2 separate regions of the Mus musculus genome follow, and region 2 is linked to region 1. The links are chromatin loops, found by intact Hi-C in ENCODE. Cell type or tissue: heart. All regions are shown on one strand.

The links. Hi-C counts contacts between places; a loop is a spot of excess contacts. Peaks named below come from ENCODE experiments on the same cell type or tissue, not always from the same donor. Only the 100,000 strongest peaks of a DNase experiment are listed, where the experiment ranks them.
Region 2: a loop joins it to region 1, with 2.4 times the contacts of the local background. A loop is called at or near these places in 1 of 42 quality-filtered maps.

The regions. Positions count from the first base shown.
Region 1 is chr11:100,710,636-100,718,635 of GRCm38, reverse strand. Kat2a (K(lysine) acetyltransferase 2A) reads left to right here and starts at 6,169. Exons shown (of 18, transcript NM_001038010.2): 1 at 6,169-6,555; 2 at 6,700-6,823; 3 at 7,158-7,303; 4 at 7,407-7,496; 5 at 7,733-7,914; 6 at 8,000. The coding sequence starts at 6,232. Hspb9 (heat shock protein, alpha-crystallin-related, B9) reads right to left here and starts at 4,707. Exons shown (of 1, transcript NM_029307.2): 1 at 4,061-4,707. The coding sequence starts at 4,693. The coding sequence ends at 4,187. It overlaps Rab5c (RAB5C, member RAS oncogene family), which reads left to right. Exons shown (of 6, transcript NM_024456.5): 3 at 54-205; 4 at 672-794; 5 at 1,785-1,878; 6 at 2,474-3,633. The coding sequence ends at 2,589. In heart, a CTCF peak has its summit at 3,904 (motif pointing left); DNase peaks (open chromatin) are centred at 4,135, 4,195, 4,745, 6,185 and 3 weaker places; H3K4me3 peaks cover 2,986 bases; H3K27ac peaks cover 2,882 bases.
Region 2 is chr11:100,881,179-100,889,178 of GRCm38, reverse strand. Stat5a (signal transducer and activator of transcription 5A) reads right to left here. Exons shown (of 20, transcript NM_011488.3): 17 at 7,994-8,000; 18 at 7,390-7,441; 19 at 7,013-7,117; 20 at 4,010-5,345. The coding sequence ends at 5,183. It overlaps Stat3 (signal transducer and activator of transcription 3), which reads left to right. Exons shown (of 24, transcript NM_213659.3): 24 at 419-2,373. The coding sequence ends at 474. Among named protein-coding and RNA genes, the nearest start is that of Stat5a, 26 kb to the right of the region's middle. In heart, no CTCF peak of the experiment used is centred here; DNase peaks (open chromatin) are centred at 3,528 and 5,328; H3K4me3 peaks cover 527 bases; H3K27ac peaks cover 3,187 bases.

The DNA.
Region 1 (8,000 bases):
CAGGGTGGTTTCCAGTTCTTCCTTGCCTAATGACACCACCTTTTCTCTTGCAGCGGCTTTCCTCACACAGACTGTCTGCTTAGACGATACAACGGTCAAGTTTGAGATCTGGGACACAGCTGGCCAAGAGCGCTATCACAGCCTGGCCCCGATGTACTATCGGGGGGCCCAAGCAGCCATTGTGGTCTATGACATCACCAACACAGTAAAGACTTTCCTTCTTTTCTCTTTGTCCTTCATTTCTGTAAATCCCCAAGAACTGGGTTATAAAAACCTCATTTGGGGGGCTAGAGAGATGGCTCAGCAGTTAAGAGCACTGACTGCTCTTCCAGAGGTCCTGAGTTCAATTCTCAGCAACCACTTGGTGGCTCACAACCATCTGTAATGGGATCCGATGCCCTCTTCTGGAGTGTCTGAAGACAGAGACAATGTACTCACATAGATGAAATAAATCTTAAAAACAAACAAACAAACAACCTCATTTCAGACCACTCAGCCTTCTGTTCGGGGTGGTGTATGGGCGGATTTCCTGTTGACTGGAAAAAGAGCATAAGAATCTTTAGGGGTGATGTTTCAAATGCCTATGGCTATGCCAGTTTGCATTTGCAACTGAGTAACCCTGAGTAGACTATTTCCTTTGTCCCTTTGACATTGCCATCCTGTCTCCTCAGGATACATTTGCACGGGCTAAGAATTGGGTGAAGGAGTTACAGAGGCAGGCCAGCCCCAACATCGTCATTGCACTAGCGGGGAACAAAGCAGACCTGGCCAGCAAGAGAGCTGTGGAGTTTCAGGTAAAGTGACAGAACTTGGGGAAGGGTGCATTGGCTCTGTAAGGGAGGCCTCTCCAGGCTGCCTGGGCCCTGTAAGGTGACAGGCAGTGGCAGCTCTCATCTGCTGTCCTCTCAGGACTCAAGCACAGGCCATAAAGGAATTGTCTTTGTGTTGTGGGAGTGGGTGGATAGGTAATATTTCTGCACGTTTGCTTTGTAAGCCAAATGGACTGAAGCAGTACTTTTTTAGGCAATGCATGCATGTAAACTTCAAATACTCCAACAAGGCCTAGAGAATGAGTTTAGTGTCTTTAATCCTAGAAACTTAGCCTCTCTTATCCAGAATTCCCAGGTTTTGGTTTTCCCAAAAATGTACATATCTTTTACTTTACATCATGGATGGGAATATGCTGTGTACCACATGTACTATATGTTACAGTGTCCTATGTTTTTTGTAGGGGTGGGGAGCAGGAAGTATCTCATGTAGTATGTAGTAGCCCAGGCTGCTGGCCTTGAACTCCTGAACCTCTTGTTTTTCCTGGGGTTACAATCATGAGCCTCCACACCCCTCAGTTCATCTTTTTCCAGTCCTAACTCGATGGCCTCCTGGATTGCTTATAACCGCTGAGGACTAGAGACAGTGCTGCAGGTGGCATCCACATCTGCTCATGCTTTTGTCCAGATGTGCAGGCATAGTGCAGGAGATCTCTCTCCAGGAGGATCTTTCGCCTGGTGATTTTGAAGAACAAGTAGACAGAGAGGACCTAGGGAAGCTATTAAGAATCTGCCAATATTTGTGAACTGCGAGGTGTGGCGTGTGAGTGGAGAGCAGGTGATGCTGGTGTTTTGGGGAAACCCAGAACAGGGGAACCCTAAGCCTGAAACCCCTGCATTTGCCCAGTCAGTCTCTTGATTTATAAGGGCAGAGACCAAGGAAGATCTTATCCTGGGTCTTAGCCCTGCCATCTGCCATGTTCCCCTCCCACTCTCTTCCTCACATGCCTGAGTCAGGAAGCACAAGCCTATGCAGATGACAACAGCTTGCTCTTCATGGAGACGTCTGCCAAGACTGCAATGAACGTGAATGAAATTTTCATGGCAATAGGTAAGTTGTCTCTCCCTGTCCTTCCCCTGAGCAGAACAGGACCCTGTGTGCTAGTCTCTAGTGGGTCTGTGGGATATCTTCCCCAGCAGAATTTTTACCATTTAAACTTATAAAATTGAGCTGGAGAGATGGCTCAGTAGTTAAGAGCACCAGCTGCTCTTCCAGAGATCATGAGTTCAATTCCCAGCTCACAATCATTCGATCCGATTCTGGTGTGTCAGTGACAGTGTGCTCATATACCTAAAATTAAAAATTTTTTAAATAAAATTAACTGGTAAAATCGTCTGACTCCCAGATGCAAAACTTTCTAATGCCTGGACCAGTCTAAGTGTTATTCTCCCTGCCCATGTCAGAGCCTTCCATTGCCATGTCTTCCCCCATAGGACTTTAGCTCATTTGCCTCAGGAATCCTTCTGTCTATGAGTTCAAATCCTGGCAATGCCGGTTGTCACTCGGGTTTTGGGCAAGTTCTCTGCTTCAGTTTCTAGGGACACAGTATACCTGGCACACAAGCCCTCCAGTATTCTGGCTGTCACTGAGTAGGGGAGAGTGTTAGGGTGACCTCAAAACCTACTTCCCCTTCTCTCCCTAACAGCTAAGAAGCTTCCCAAGAATGAGCCCCAGAATGCGGCTGGGGCTCCGGGCCGAACCAGAGGTGTGGATCTGCAGGAGAGCAACCCAGCCAGCCGGAGCCAGTGCTGCAGCAACTGAGCCCCCTTACCTGCCACTGCCCCCACTCCTCCACCACAATGACCCGACTGGAATCTACTCTAACCAATCGCACTTAACAACTCGGGCCACCACTGGGGGCAGGGGAAGGGTCCATCAAGAATTCTCCGCATAACTTTGATCCTAGGCCGGAGGGAGTTATTCCACCTGCACCTTTCTGTACAAATACTAATTCAATTTTAAGTCTTAAGTCACTTTTTTAATATATATGATCTTCTGCTCTTCCCAGGTCCCTTTCTCCCGCTCCCCCACTTGCCCTTTGCTGGTAGTAGCCATGCTCCTGTGCTCCTCATCCGTGGGGACAGGGCTTGGAGCAGTCACCCTTTCTTCCCTTCTTGCTGGAGAGCGGACTCAGCAAGAGCACCCACATCTTAACTTGTTGGGAGCGTCTTAGGCTGGGGCAGTGGGCAGGCCCTGAGCTGGGGAAGGGACAGGCTGCTCTTCCCTCAGCTGGCTGTCAATCAGGCTGCAGCCTCCTCCCCAACTGACTCCCAGCTGGGAGAGAAACCGCAGCATTACTTAAGCATCATTATTGACAGCCGGACACCCATGGCCCAGGATCCCTCCACCCTTGGTCACTCTGACCTCTGGCTCTGAGCCCTGTTCTGACCAAATCACGATGATGAGTATTTGGGGGTGGGTGGGTAAGGGGGGGGAGTGGGAGGGATGGAACCAACTTTTTCTGTATTTTGTATTGTATGTTTTCTTCACCATGTAACCAATCAGTATCTTGTCAATATAGTCAGCCGATCGATCGACCTCACGCTTGTCTTCCTCGTCCTTCTCTGGCAGCTGATCAGGCCATACGTAGCCTCTCTGTTTTTCCTGAAGTTAATTTAAATGAATCATCCAATCTCATTAAATGGCTCTACTCCCTGTGTGTGAGAGGATGCTGGTGGTCATGGTAACCAAAAGAAAGAAGCCCTGCTGTTGGTAGTTCTGATGGTGGAAGAGGATAGGACTGACCTGGGGCTGACATCTGTCTCCCCCCAGCTTACATTAAAGGATATGCAACCTGTATTTGAAGATTGTTGGTGTCTGAAGTGACCTGTGAGGGTTTTTTGATAGGACCTAATTAGGACTCAGACCTTTTTTTTTTTTTTAAATATCTCCTCTCCCTGACGAGGAACACCGAGTACTGGTCGTAAGGCCGGTGCTACAGCCCATCACTACCACTGTCCTTCGTGACACCTCCATGCCAGGTTCAACACTGTCCATCCTGGTTCAGACCATCAGCTGATTCTGAATGGCAACAGCTAGGCTGTCCCAGCTCTCTGCTGCTCCCTGCTGGAGCTATTGCTATTGGCTAAATCCATACACACCCCTAGTTTATCTCAGGGCCAGAAACTTGATTATTGATGTACTTACTACCACCTTGAGTTCCCTCCCCTGGTCACCCTACTCCCTACAGCTCCAACCCTTCACCCTCAGGAAAAAAGCAGGAGGACTTAAGGCTGCTGCACACCTCGGTTTAATACATTAGGGTAGGTTGTAGTGCCTAGGGCCTCCCCTCCTGAGTCTCAGGGCCGAGTCTGTTTGGGCTTCAACTCTTCTCCCGCAGGAAGAACGCTAAGAGACTCTAAGGATTCTTCACACTTTCGTTTTGTAAGGAGCTCTTAGGCCCTCCCCTCCTGGGTTTCTGGGACTGGCCTGTTTGAGCTTCAGGGGGAGGTAGGCACTTGTTTTGTCCCCTGAGCCACAGATGGCCAGAGGGGGTCAGGCTGCAGGTCATGGCTGCAGGATCTAAGGTCGGCGGGAGCTGCATTTGTCGGTGAACACTCTGCTCCATGCGGTAGCGGCCCCTGCTCGGGTCATTCGACTCGTGTTGCCGCTGGCCGGTCACCGTCAGATTCTGGCCGTCTATCCGCACCACCAAGTCCTCCGGAGCGAAACCTTGGGCATCCACCTTTATTTGGAAACTTGGTTGCTCACAGCCATTGCCCTGCACCTCATCCCTGAGCAGCCTCACTGGTAGAGTGGCCACTTGATTCCGTTCAGCAAGGGCCACGCTGGGACATCGGGAAGCTACCCGGTTTTCCCCGGGTTCGCGCTGCCCGGTGGAGAAACTGCTTCCTACCCGCTGCATCCGAGAGTGCAACTGCTGCCTGAGGGCGCGAGGGCTCCCCAACCCCCCATCCGGGGCGGGTGCGAAGAGGAAGGGCCCGCCCACTCTTCCCATCCAGAAGGGCAAAAACACTCAAGTCGCTGTCTTATCTTCCTTGCAAGCGCTGCAGCTTTTGTCCAGAACCGGCTTCTGCTTCTCCCTGGGCCCTTCTCTCACATCAGAGGGCAGGAAGGAGGCTATGAAGGAACTGGATCACCTGAATGTGCGGGGTTACAGCTCCATCCTGGGAGCTGATGGGATTGAGCAACGGGGTTGAAAAGGTCTGGCTTGCTCTGCCCTGCCCTGCCCTGCCGGCCCTGCCCTACCCTGCCCTTTTAAGAATCGGGCCTGGGGCAAGGAAAATTGTTCTCTGGACTGAGCCAAAAGAGGGGGCCTTTCTGATCTTCCAGGAAGAACTATCCCTGACCTTTCACAGTCTACCTCTACAATGGGAAGAAACTGTCTATTTCTCTGGCTTTCCTCCACCCCCACCCCCCCATTAAGGAGTGGGCAGGGAAAAAGATGGAGGTAGGATGGAAGGGTATGAGGTCAGGAATCCTCTCCATCTTCAAAGCTGCCTAGGCGAGCCAGAAGAGGGGACCACCCCCTACCCTCCGCATCTTCAGTGTTGGTCTCTCTGGTTCTTTAGTTCTCAGCACACACAAACACACTCCCCCCCCCCTTTCCTGCCCACTCCCAACACACACACACACACACACACACGAATGCCCGTGCATGAACACACACATTCAACAGCAGCATGGCCCACAACTATGTCTCTTTGTTCTTTTGAAAATAAAACCGTTTCTGTTTAACAGCAACCCAAGTATAGAAAAAGCTGATTGTCACTGGGCAGTGATGGCGCATGCCTTTAATCCCAGCACTTGGGAAGCAGAGCCAGGCGGATTTCTGAGTTCGAGGTCAGCCTGGTCTACAGAATGAGTTCCAGGACAGCCAGGGCTTCACAGAGAAACCCTGTCTCAAAAAACAAAATAAAACAAAACAAAACAAAACCCAAAAACTGATTGTCAAAGTTAATTCATAAGTGTGAACACCACAGTACAAATAGTAGAATTAATGTTACATTTTATCTCTATTGTAGCTGCAAGCCTTAGCCGGCAGCCACAATAGGGCAGGCTTTTGCAATGTGGGAGCCAACCTCAGGCCCAGGCCTGTTCTTCCACCTATGGACTTTAAAAGGGCAGCATCCACAAATCCTCCAGACGGCCAGTGTTCTGGGGTGCCTCTTGTTCCCAAGAGGATAGTAATTGTCACTATCTCGGATGGCTTAAAAAAGATTAGAATGAAGTAATGGTCAAATCTAGGATGCTCAACCAAGCGACATTTGGTTGTCTGGAACCAAGAAAAAAAAAAGTATGGAAGGCCAAAGGATGGGAAGCGGCAAAGGAAGACTACGACTCCCATCGTGCGCCGGGGCCGTGACGCCTGCGCACTGTGCGCCGGTTGCCCATGCGGCCCTAGGGCTGGGAGCGCGGCGCCGCTCCGCTGCGGGGGAGGCCATGGCGGAACCTTCCCAGGCCCCAAACCCGGTCCCGGCAGCGCAGCCCCGGCCCCTTCACTCCCCAGCCCCTGCCCCAACTTCGACTCCTGCGCCCAGTCCGGCTTCAGCCTCCACTCCGGCTCCGACTCCGGCACCAGCCCCTGCCCCAGCTGCAGCCCCAGCTGGGAGCACAGGGAGTGGGGGCGCCGGGGTAGGAAGTGGGGGGGATCCGGCTCGACCTGGCCTGAGCCAGCAGCAGCGCGCTAGCCAGAGGAAGGCGCAAGTCCGGGGTCTGCCGCGTGCCAAGAAGCTTGAGAAACTAGGGGTCTTCTCAGCTTGCAAGGTGGGGGCGGGGCCTAGAGCAAAAGGGGCGGGGCTTGGGGCATCCAAGGTCTGGGGTAGGAATGGGGGGCGAAGCTCTAGCCATAGAGCCGCTCTTGCGCTTGGGATGCAGACAGCATCAGGGAACTGAACCTTCCCCCTCCAGGCCAATGAAACCTGCAAGTGTAATGGCTGGAAAAACCCCAAGCCCCCCACCGCACCCCGCATGGACCTCCAGCAGCCAGCTGCCAACCTGAGCGAGTTGTGCCGTAGCTGTGAGCACCCTTTGGGTAAGGCAGGCACCACCTTTGGAGCTGGGGCGGAGGGCAGGAGCCAGGTCCTGTTTGAACAGGGTGACATAAGTACCACAGAGCTTCTTGGAGACCTTCTAAGGAAATATTGGGTAGGGAATAAATGTGAATGTCCCATGGAAGGAAAAAAGGAGATCTGCCTTGGTAGCAGGTAGCTACCAAGGGCTGATGGGAGAACTGAGAACACTGGGTCTCCCTGTCTGTCAAGAATTGGAGAATCAAGGGTGTGTCACTGGCTAGTTAGAGGAGGTACAGGAATCAAGCCCCGTGGAGCTCTTCTGTTCTTCCCAGCCCTAATGTAACCATCTTGCAGCGGACCATGTGTCCCACCTGGAGAATGTGTCAGAGGACGAGATTAACCGGCTCTTGGGAATGGTAGTAGATGTAGAAAATCTGTTCATGTCTGTTCACAAGGAAGAGGACACAGACACCAAACAAGTCTATTTCTACCTCTTCAAGGTGAGTTCTCATGGAGTAAAGATGGTGAAGCTTTGGTGTGTGTTGGGGATCCTGCTCTCTGAGCTCTGCTACTCCTGTTTCTGCCCATCCCTCTTCCTTACAGCTCTTGCGGAAGTGCATTCTGCAGATGACACGGCCAGTGGTGGAGGGGTCTCTAGGCAGCCCCCCATTTGAGAAGCCTAACATTGAACAGGTAGGGCGGGCATGTAGCAAGATTAAAGGCGACTTAAGAGGGTGGAGAGTCTGGTTTATTTCCTCAAGCTGAGAACAGGGGAGAGGTTCAAGGAAGGGACATGGTGTTTGCTGACCTCAGAGTGGGTGTGGAAGTTGGAAGGGTCAGAGGTTCTCTTCACAGAATCCCTCCTATTTGACATGCCTCTGTTGGCTGTCCACACCTCCTCCTGATTTTGTCCCCTCCTTACTCCTCAGGGTGTACTGAACTTTGTGCAGTACAAATTTAGCCACCTGGCCCCCCGAGAGCGCCAGACAATGTTTGAGCTCTCAAAGATGTTCCTGCTCTGCCTTAACTACTGGAAGCTGGAGACCCCTGCTCAATTCCGGCAGCGGTCCCAGTCTGAGGATGTCGCTACCTACAAAGTCAATTATACCAGGTAAGCCCAGACAGGGCCTTACAGGGGAGGCTTGAACAGCCAGTCTGGCGGTCTCCACCCTCACCTGCCGCTCCACCTCCCCCAGA
Region 2 (8,000 bases), 170 kb before region 1:
GTAAAAGCAGTAAGAGACTTTGACAGCTTGGGTAAGCAGCAGCGGCACTTCAGCATCTGAGAAATCATGGAGCTGTCCTCCCCTGTCCCGCCTCCTCTACTGAGTCTTTGAAATGGAGTGGCTTTGATGCCTTTGATTTAGGCTAGTCTCAGGTGGCAGTGTGTGGCTAAGGCTACCACACCCAGGGCAGCCTCAGACCCCTGAAAGAGAGAGTGAGGGCTGAGGTGGAGACTGTGCTCTTCTGGGAGGGCAAGGCCCTCCTGTGAGGGGCAGGAAGTCTGGCTTTTCTGACCTTGTCCATGTCTGAAGGAACAGGAGACTGGTGGTTCCTGAGCCCTGTCCTCGTACAGAGGGATGAGGGTTTGTGAGTCGGCTTTAGTCAGGTGGCTGAACTGACACTCTCTGTGTGTCTCTGCAGAGTCGCTCACGTTTGACATGGATCTGACCTCGGAGTGTGCTACCTCCCCCATGTGAGGAGCTGAAACCAGAAGCTGCAGAGACGTGACTTGAGACACCTGCCCCGTGCTCCACCCCTAAGCAGCCGAACCCCATATCGTCTGAAACTCCTAACTTTGTGGTTCCAGATTTTTTTTTTTAATTTCCTACTTCTGCTATCTTTGGGCAATCTGGGCACTTTTTAAAATAGAGAAATGAGTGAGTGTGGGTGATAAACTGTTATGTAAAGAGGAGAGCACCTCTGAGTCTGGGGATGGGGCTGAGAGCAGAAGGGAGCAAGGGGAACACCTCCTGTCCTGCCCGCCTGCCCTCCTTTTTCAGCAGCTCGGGGTTGGTTGTTAGACAAGTGCCTCCTGGTGCCCATGGCATCCTGTTGCCCCACTCTGTGAGCTGATACCCCAGGCTGGGAACTCCTGGCTCTGCACTTTCAACCTTGCTAATATCCACATAGAAGCTAGGACTAAGCCCAGAGGTTCCTCTTTAAATTAAAAAAAAAAAAAATAAGAATTAAAGGGCAAAACACACTGACACAGCATAGCCTTTCCATATCAAGGAATACTCAGTTAACAGCCTCTCCAGCGCTGTCTTCAGGCTGATCATCTATATAAACCCTGGAATGGTTGCAGATCAAATCTGTAAAAGAGATCCGAGAGCTGTGGCTTGGCCTCTGGTTCAAACACAAAGGCTAGAGAGAACCTAGATATCCCTGGGTTTTGTTTACCCAGTATGCTTGTCGGTTGGAGGTGTGAGGTAGGCCAAGGGCACTGGAAAGCCTTTGTCATCACCCTACTCCCTCCCCAACCCAGACTCCAGACCCTGTTTCAGGGTCAGCCTGCCCTGTGGGTGCCTTACTGGGCCTAGGGTCAACCTGCCTTCCTTTCCCACTTGACCTTGCTGGTAGTATGTCCCCTTCCCATGTCCAAAGGCCCTCTGTCCTGCTTCTATTGGGAATCCCTGCCTCAGGACCTTGTGTCGAGAGGGATTGCCTTACAGGTTTGAACCTGCCTCAGACTACAGGCCCTCAGCAAAGCTCAGGGAGTATGGTCCTTATTCTATGCGCTTGGTTCCCAGGGATATCTGTAACCACAGGGCAAAAGCTGACATATACTCCAGGTCTGCCCTCATATGAGTGGTGTATTCTTGGCCTCCCCTGAGACTGGCAACTGTCTGCTCCCCATTGGGTCTCCCAGGTGAGGTGGAACACAGTTCCTGCACCTACTGTGGCCTCCATGTCGCTTGCTTGCTTCGCTCACTCAGCTTACTGGAACACTGAGTGTTCAAGGCAAGCCTTTCCTGACAGAGGCATGGCTAGATTCAGTGACTCAAAGCCACCTCATTCAGCTGATCAGTGTCTGTGGAATTGTTTCCTTCCAGTTAACCAGTGTCTGAATTAAGGGCAGTGAGGACATTGTCTCCAAGACGAACTGCTTGCCTTGACCACCCCAGCCTTCTGCTTCGAGACAGTTACTGCTCTCCCACCCCATCAATGTTCTTTAGTTATACAATAAGCTGAACTTATAAACTGAAAGGGTATTTAGGAAGGCAAGGCTTGGGCATTTTTATGGCTTTCAATCCTGGGGACCCAGGAACAAGGTGAGGGCTTCTCTGGGGCTGGTGTTGTACCTCAGGGGCTCTGGGAAGTCTGTGTGCCTGGGTTAACCACCCATAGTGAGCCCCTGGAACTGCCCACTTTCCCTCTCCTTGGCCCCACTTGGCCCCAGCCTCACCCAGCCTGCAGACTGCTTAGCCTTTCAGTGCAGTGGCTTGTGTTCTGGCCACTGCACTCAGATTCCAATGTAAACTTTCTAGTGTAAAAATTTATATTATTGTGGGTTGTTTTTTGTTGTTGTTTGTTTTTGTATATTGCTGTAACTACTTTAACTTCCAGAAATAAAGATTATATAGGAACTGTCTGGCAGTGGGGGCTGGCTGGCTGGCGGGACCACCTTTGCCTAGGTTGTGCTTGGAAGAGGCAGAGCCGGGCTAGGAGCACATGATAAGAGGGGATAGAGCAGCCCAGCTCGGTTGAAGTTCTGTTTGCTTCTCATTCCCAGGGTGATGCAGGCCCCCCACCTTACATCAGCTACCGTCCTCCAGAAGAGGTGACCCAGGAGCCAGAGGTCATAGTCCAGTGGCAGGACAGTGTCAGAGTGGCCTCCTCCCTCTGCCCTCCCAAAGCTGCTGTGTTTGTTCTGGAGTCAGATAAGCTCCCTAATGGAGGGCGGGAGGGCTGGGGTGTAGACCAAGGCCTCTCCTTCCACAGTTGGCCCATTATCACCTTCTTTACAGTGGGGACAACTTGCAGCCACTTCCCTGGCTGGTGGCTACAGGGCCCCTGGGCAGTCAGCAACGATAATTGAGGAAAAGGCCACAGACAAGGCGCCTGCTCACAGCACCCCCCACCTACTCCTCTCCCTGCTCAGTACCTTGGAGCCCAGCCCTGCACTGGGTGCCTCGGTGAGAGATACCAGTGCCGCCTCTGCAGAGATGGAAGCAGGGATCAGTGTTCTTAGCACGACTGAGGCAGGGCCAGACCCTGCTTCCAATCCCCAGCCACCCTGCCTGGGACAGGCTGTGAACTGAGCTCCTTCCCCCAAACATGATTGGAACTCTGAGGTAACCTGTCTTACAGTTCCTCATGCCCCAACCCTCAATCCTCAGTAGTGTGCCCCCCCCCTTTTTAAAAAGATGTATATGAGTACACTGGAGCTGTACAGATGGTTGTGAGCCTTCATGTGGTTGTTGGGAGTTGAATTTGAGGACCTCGGCTGGCTCCAGCCCAAAGAATTATTACTATACACAAGTACACTGTAGCTGTCCTCAGATGCGCCAGAAGAAGGTGTCAGATCTTGTTACAGGTGGTTGTGAGCCACCATGTGGTTGCTGAGATTTGAACTCATGACCTTGGAAGAGCAGTCAGTGCTCTTACCTGCTCACTCCAGCCCAGGAGTGTGCTCTTTAAGTCCAAGGCTCCAACCCTGAGTCCTGGACTAATTGTACCTGGGTGCCAGAGGTCCAGCTAGGGCAAGGCAGGCCTCTCTGTCCTGACTAGTTTCCTTTGCTTTCTCAGTCTATGGCAGCAGTTGGCTGATGTCACCTGCTAGGCTCTGGGAAGAGGCCAGGGGATGAAGGGCTGTTGTCCAGGCTCTCTAATGCCCTTGGCCACAGGAAGGTTGACAGGCACTCTGGCCCTGGCCCCTGTGATTGCTTAGGGGGCTGCTGGGGAGGGGTAGCCTGGACTATAGCTTTGCTTTCATTCTTGCACCTTCTTTCCCCAAGCCCTTAAACCCCTGCTTTCCTGGGCATGTAGCCCCTAACACACACACATTTTCCTGGGCATGTAGCCCCTAACAAATACACACATACACCACACACACACACACACAGAGAGAGAGAGAGTGTTTAGCTTTCTGACACTGCTTTAGGGCAGCAGCACCCTTAAGATCACAGCAGAGGGAGCAGAGATAACTCCAAGCTAAAATTGGGAACAAAACTTCAACTTTAGTGAAAAGCCCATCCATCACACAGCCCAGTAAACCAGGAAGCAGACTGGTAGATTTGCAAAAACCAAACCAACAAAAACTTTATTCAAAAACACTGTTTACATAAATGTTGAGTTCTATGTACAAAATATAAAAAGCATCCCTCTGCTTCCTTCAGAGAGGTTGGAAGCCAGGACTCCTAGTCGGCTCCTCCTGGCTGCTCTGTCACAGCCTCCAGGGAAGAGCTGCTGAAGCGATTTCTGAGACCACAACCCATGGTGGGACAGTGCAGGGCCCGTTCTAGGTCTTGCCGCCCAGCAGAGTGGAGCAGACTGAGCGCTCCCCACCCCCTTCCTTCAGACAGTGTGTACAGGTTTTGTGTGCTACAGGTTTTTCGCCCCAGGTTTCCTCCTCCCAGACCCCCAGTATTCCCCTCCTTTCTGATATAATAAGCAAGGTTGCAAACAGGAAAGGAAGAAAGGATGAGGCCACGTGTGGTCATGCATGCCTGTAATCCTAGCACTCTAGAAACAGGTAGGAGGATCATTCATGGATAGTCTGGGATATATGGAGAGACCTTGTCTCAAAAAAGCAAAGCAAAAACATAAAAAAAAAAAAAAAAGCAAGAAGGATGAATCCATCTGGAAGGGTGAGGATATCGAATGGAGAAAAGGGATGGTGGGAACGTGGACAAGGCCGTTAGACTTGAATCTCACGTCCATCCACCCTGGCGCAAGAACTGACACTCGGCTGTGGCAGCCCTCTGCTGTGTTGAAGGGAACAGCTTAAGCACACCGAGCAATCACAAAGTCTGCAGCCCGTATGTATACACAAAGGTATAAAGGGTCACTAAGATGAACCCCAATCTTCCACCTGTGCGAGGACAGGAGCACACCGGTCTGGGCGAAGCTTCTAGCTTAGGAGTAAAACTCCAACTTAGTTGCCTAAACCTGCCTCCCTGCCTTTTCTAGAATTTCACTGAAATGGCCATTGGACAGAAAAAGGACACCGGAGAAATAGGTTTGTCAGCAATGATAGGTTCAGCTCTTACACGAGAGGCCCTGGGGGCCCTTGAGGTCTGAACAAAAAGGTCACCACCGCTTTAGCCACAAACCCAGAACTGTGTGGGCAAGGTAGCCCTGTGAAACGTGCAAAGCCATTGTTGGTATGAACAGAGATACTACAACTGACGTGGGCTCCTCACACTGAAGGTGGTTTTCCAAGAGAAGCATGGAGTCCAGCGTTCAGGACAGGGAGCTTCTAGCGGAGGTGAAGAGACCAGCAGGTGGGGAGAGGCGGGCGTCGAGACTGTCCATGGGCCGGCGTAAAAGTTCTTCCACGTGCCTGGCAACATCCATGCTCTCATCCAGGTCAAACTCGCCATCTTGGTCAAGGACAGGGTCAGGGCTGGCAAAGAGAGGGATGTTGGAGAAACTGGCAGGTCTCATGGCTCCAAACCCCCATAGAGCGTCCTCAGGCTGCTGCTCACAAAGACTGGAGTCTCCTGAGGACAGGACCCATGGCAGCCTGGCCTGGAACTCCCACCAGGCTGGATTGGGGAAGATAATCTACTTCCATTCCACTCTTGCTTCATACCATGATCTCAGGGCGTTTTCCCCTTGCCTGTACTTATAAGACAAGGTGACTGGCCACTCACCTATGTATGACATTCTTCACTTACATATGCTACCACATCCTTCATGACCCCCCCCCCCCGTAGTGGCTTTCAGCCACTGACCACTAATCCTCCAAACCATCTTAAAGTGAGAATTAGGAACTGGGAAACTTGTTTGGAGCCACCTGCAGCTAGAATCAGACTCTAGATCTTGGCTGGGTGTGGTAGTGCAGGCTTTTAATCCCAGCTTTCACTTGTAAGGCAAAGACAGGTGAATTCCAGGCCAGTAGGACTACATAGAGCCTAAGAATCAGAGCCTAGGGCTTGAATGATAATACCATCATGAAGCTCACCCCTCCATACAATACACATCGCTAGTAAGAACTTCCAAAGGAGGCTGGGCAGTGCCTGAGCCAAGGGACTGCTTCACACGCAAGAGGACCTGAGGTAAGATCTGCAGTGCCTACACAAATATCGGTGTGGCAGTGTGTCTGTAACCCCAGCACAGGGGGGTGGGGAAGACAGACACAGGGGGATCTTTGGAACCCATTGGCCAGCCAGCCTAGGCAAATGGGTTTCAGGTTCAGTGAGAGACAGATCAGAAAATAAGGTGGAAAGTGATTGAGAAATATGTCTGGCATTGACCCCTGGTCTCCGCACGTGTGCACACTTGCACAGAGCTACATGGACACGTAGATCTATACCATATACATAAATGATAATATAGAGGCTGGAGATACGGCTCAATGATGCTTGCCAACAAATCAATCCTGGTGACTTGAGTTCAGTCCTGGAATAGTGGGAGCACAGAACTGATTCATGCAAGCTCTCGTGCTCTCTCTCTCTCTTCTCTCTCTCTCTCTCTCTCTCTCTCTCTCTCTCTCTCTCTCTCTCTCTCACACACACACACACACACACACACACAACTTAAAACTTTTAAAAGAGAATGTAAGTCTTTGTGATTGCCACGTGCTGTCCAACTGCAGTGTGCTACCTCCCTAAACCCAGGTATCCAGCCTTGGCCACTATCGCTTAGAAAGGACCAACTCTCCCACTCCTTCCTTGTATCCATGCCAACAGAAGCAGCAGCAGCGTCTTACACCCTTCTGACAACCCTACATGTAAAGGTTCCACATCACCATTCCATTTGAGCCTGATCCCAATTCCCCACCCCCACCCCAGGGGAGGTGGGGAGGAACACCTGTTGCCTCTACATGCACCTGAGAAAAATTTCTCAGGATCATATAAACTGTACCAGAAAGAGGACAGGACCCTTGTTGTCTAGTTCCAAAATGCTCTGAGCGACTGACTTCACCTTCCTATAACTTGGGCAGAGCTACAGCCCAGGCCTGGATAAAGTCAAATTCAGGGGACCTCTGGATGCTTTTGTACCTCAAGAATCTAGCCTGAGGCCCAGCCCCAGTTTCTCCCCATGGACCCCTGTAAAACCATGACCTACTTGGGTGGGTACATGTTGTAGTGAGGTTGAGGGCACACGACTGGGGAAGGAGCCTGGTCCATGTAGGTGGCGCTGGCTCCGGCATCTGTGGATGCATTGACGAACCTGCAAAAAAGAAGCAGACCTCGGCCTCAGGGTCCAGAGAGACCAGTGGTACAGATGGCGGGTGGGGGTGGGGGCTTCTAGCATCTTCATGTCATTTGATCAAAGTGTCCCCATTGGGCTCTGGGACTCAAGCTGCAGGCACGAGGTCCTGGGTGCTATCCCAGGACAGTTGAATCTTTCCTTCTCAAGGGCTTAAGCCACATTTCCCAGTATTGGAGGTAGAAGAGGACAGAGAGGTATCGGGAGCCCCAGAGCTGGCTCTGGACACTTACTCAGGGACCACTTGCTTGATCTGTGGCTTCACGTATCCGTCAACTGCTTTCGCTGCCGGGCAGGGGTGGGGGTAGGGGGGAAGCGCAATGAGCACAACTTGCCCTCAGCCTCCTGCCCACGCTGCCTGGAGCTTTCTGAGGGATGCGATTTCCCTAGGACTTCCGATAAACCCCTGCTAATGGACCCAGCGTGAGGGACCACTGAGATCCCTGGCTTCCTTCAACCCTATCCTCTCTCCTGGTTTCTTTCCTGACCATTTGCATGCCTGCCAAGGAAACGGCTTCAACAAAATACAAACCCCACCAATGGACCAGGAAGATAATTTAACTTGGGGCGGGTTGTGGGGGTCGCGAAAGTGCTGAGAGCTGCTGGTTAGAGGGGCAGAAAAGTAACTCTTCATGGGCGTGGCCCCAGCTCCTCCCTTGGCTCTCGCCTCTTCCTTGGTGGGTGTAGAATTGAGAGAAGCTTTCTGCTCAGGAGAGAAGCAAGCTGGGGCAGGTTTCCCTTTCTCTCTCCTCAGGTGTACCCTGAAATCCTCCATGCTGAGACCCAAAGCCCATAAAGGAGATGGCCCCGGCCAGCCCTCCTGGAAGCGGGACTCACCAAGTAC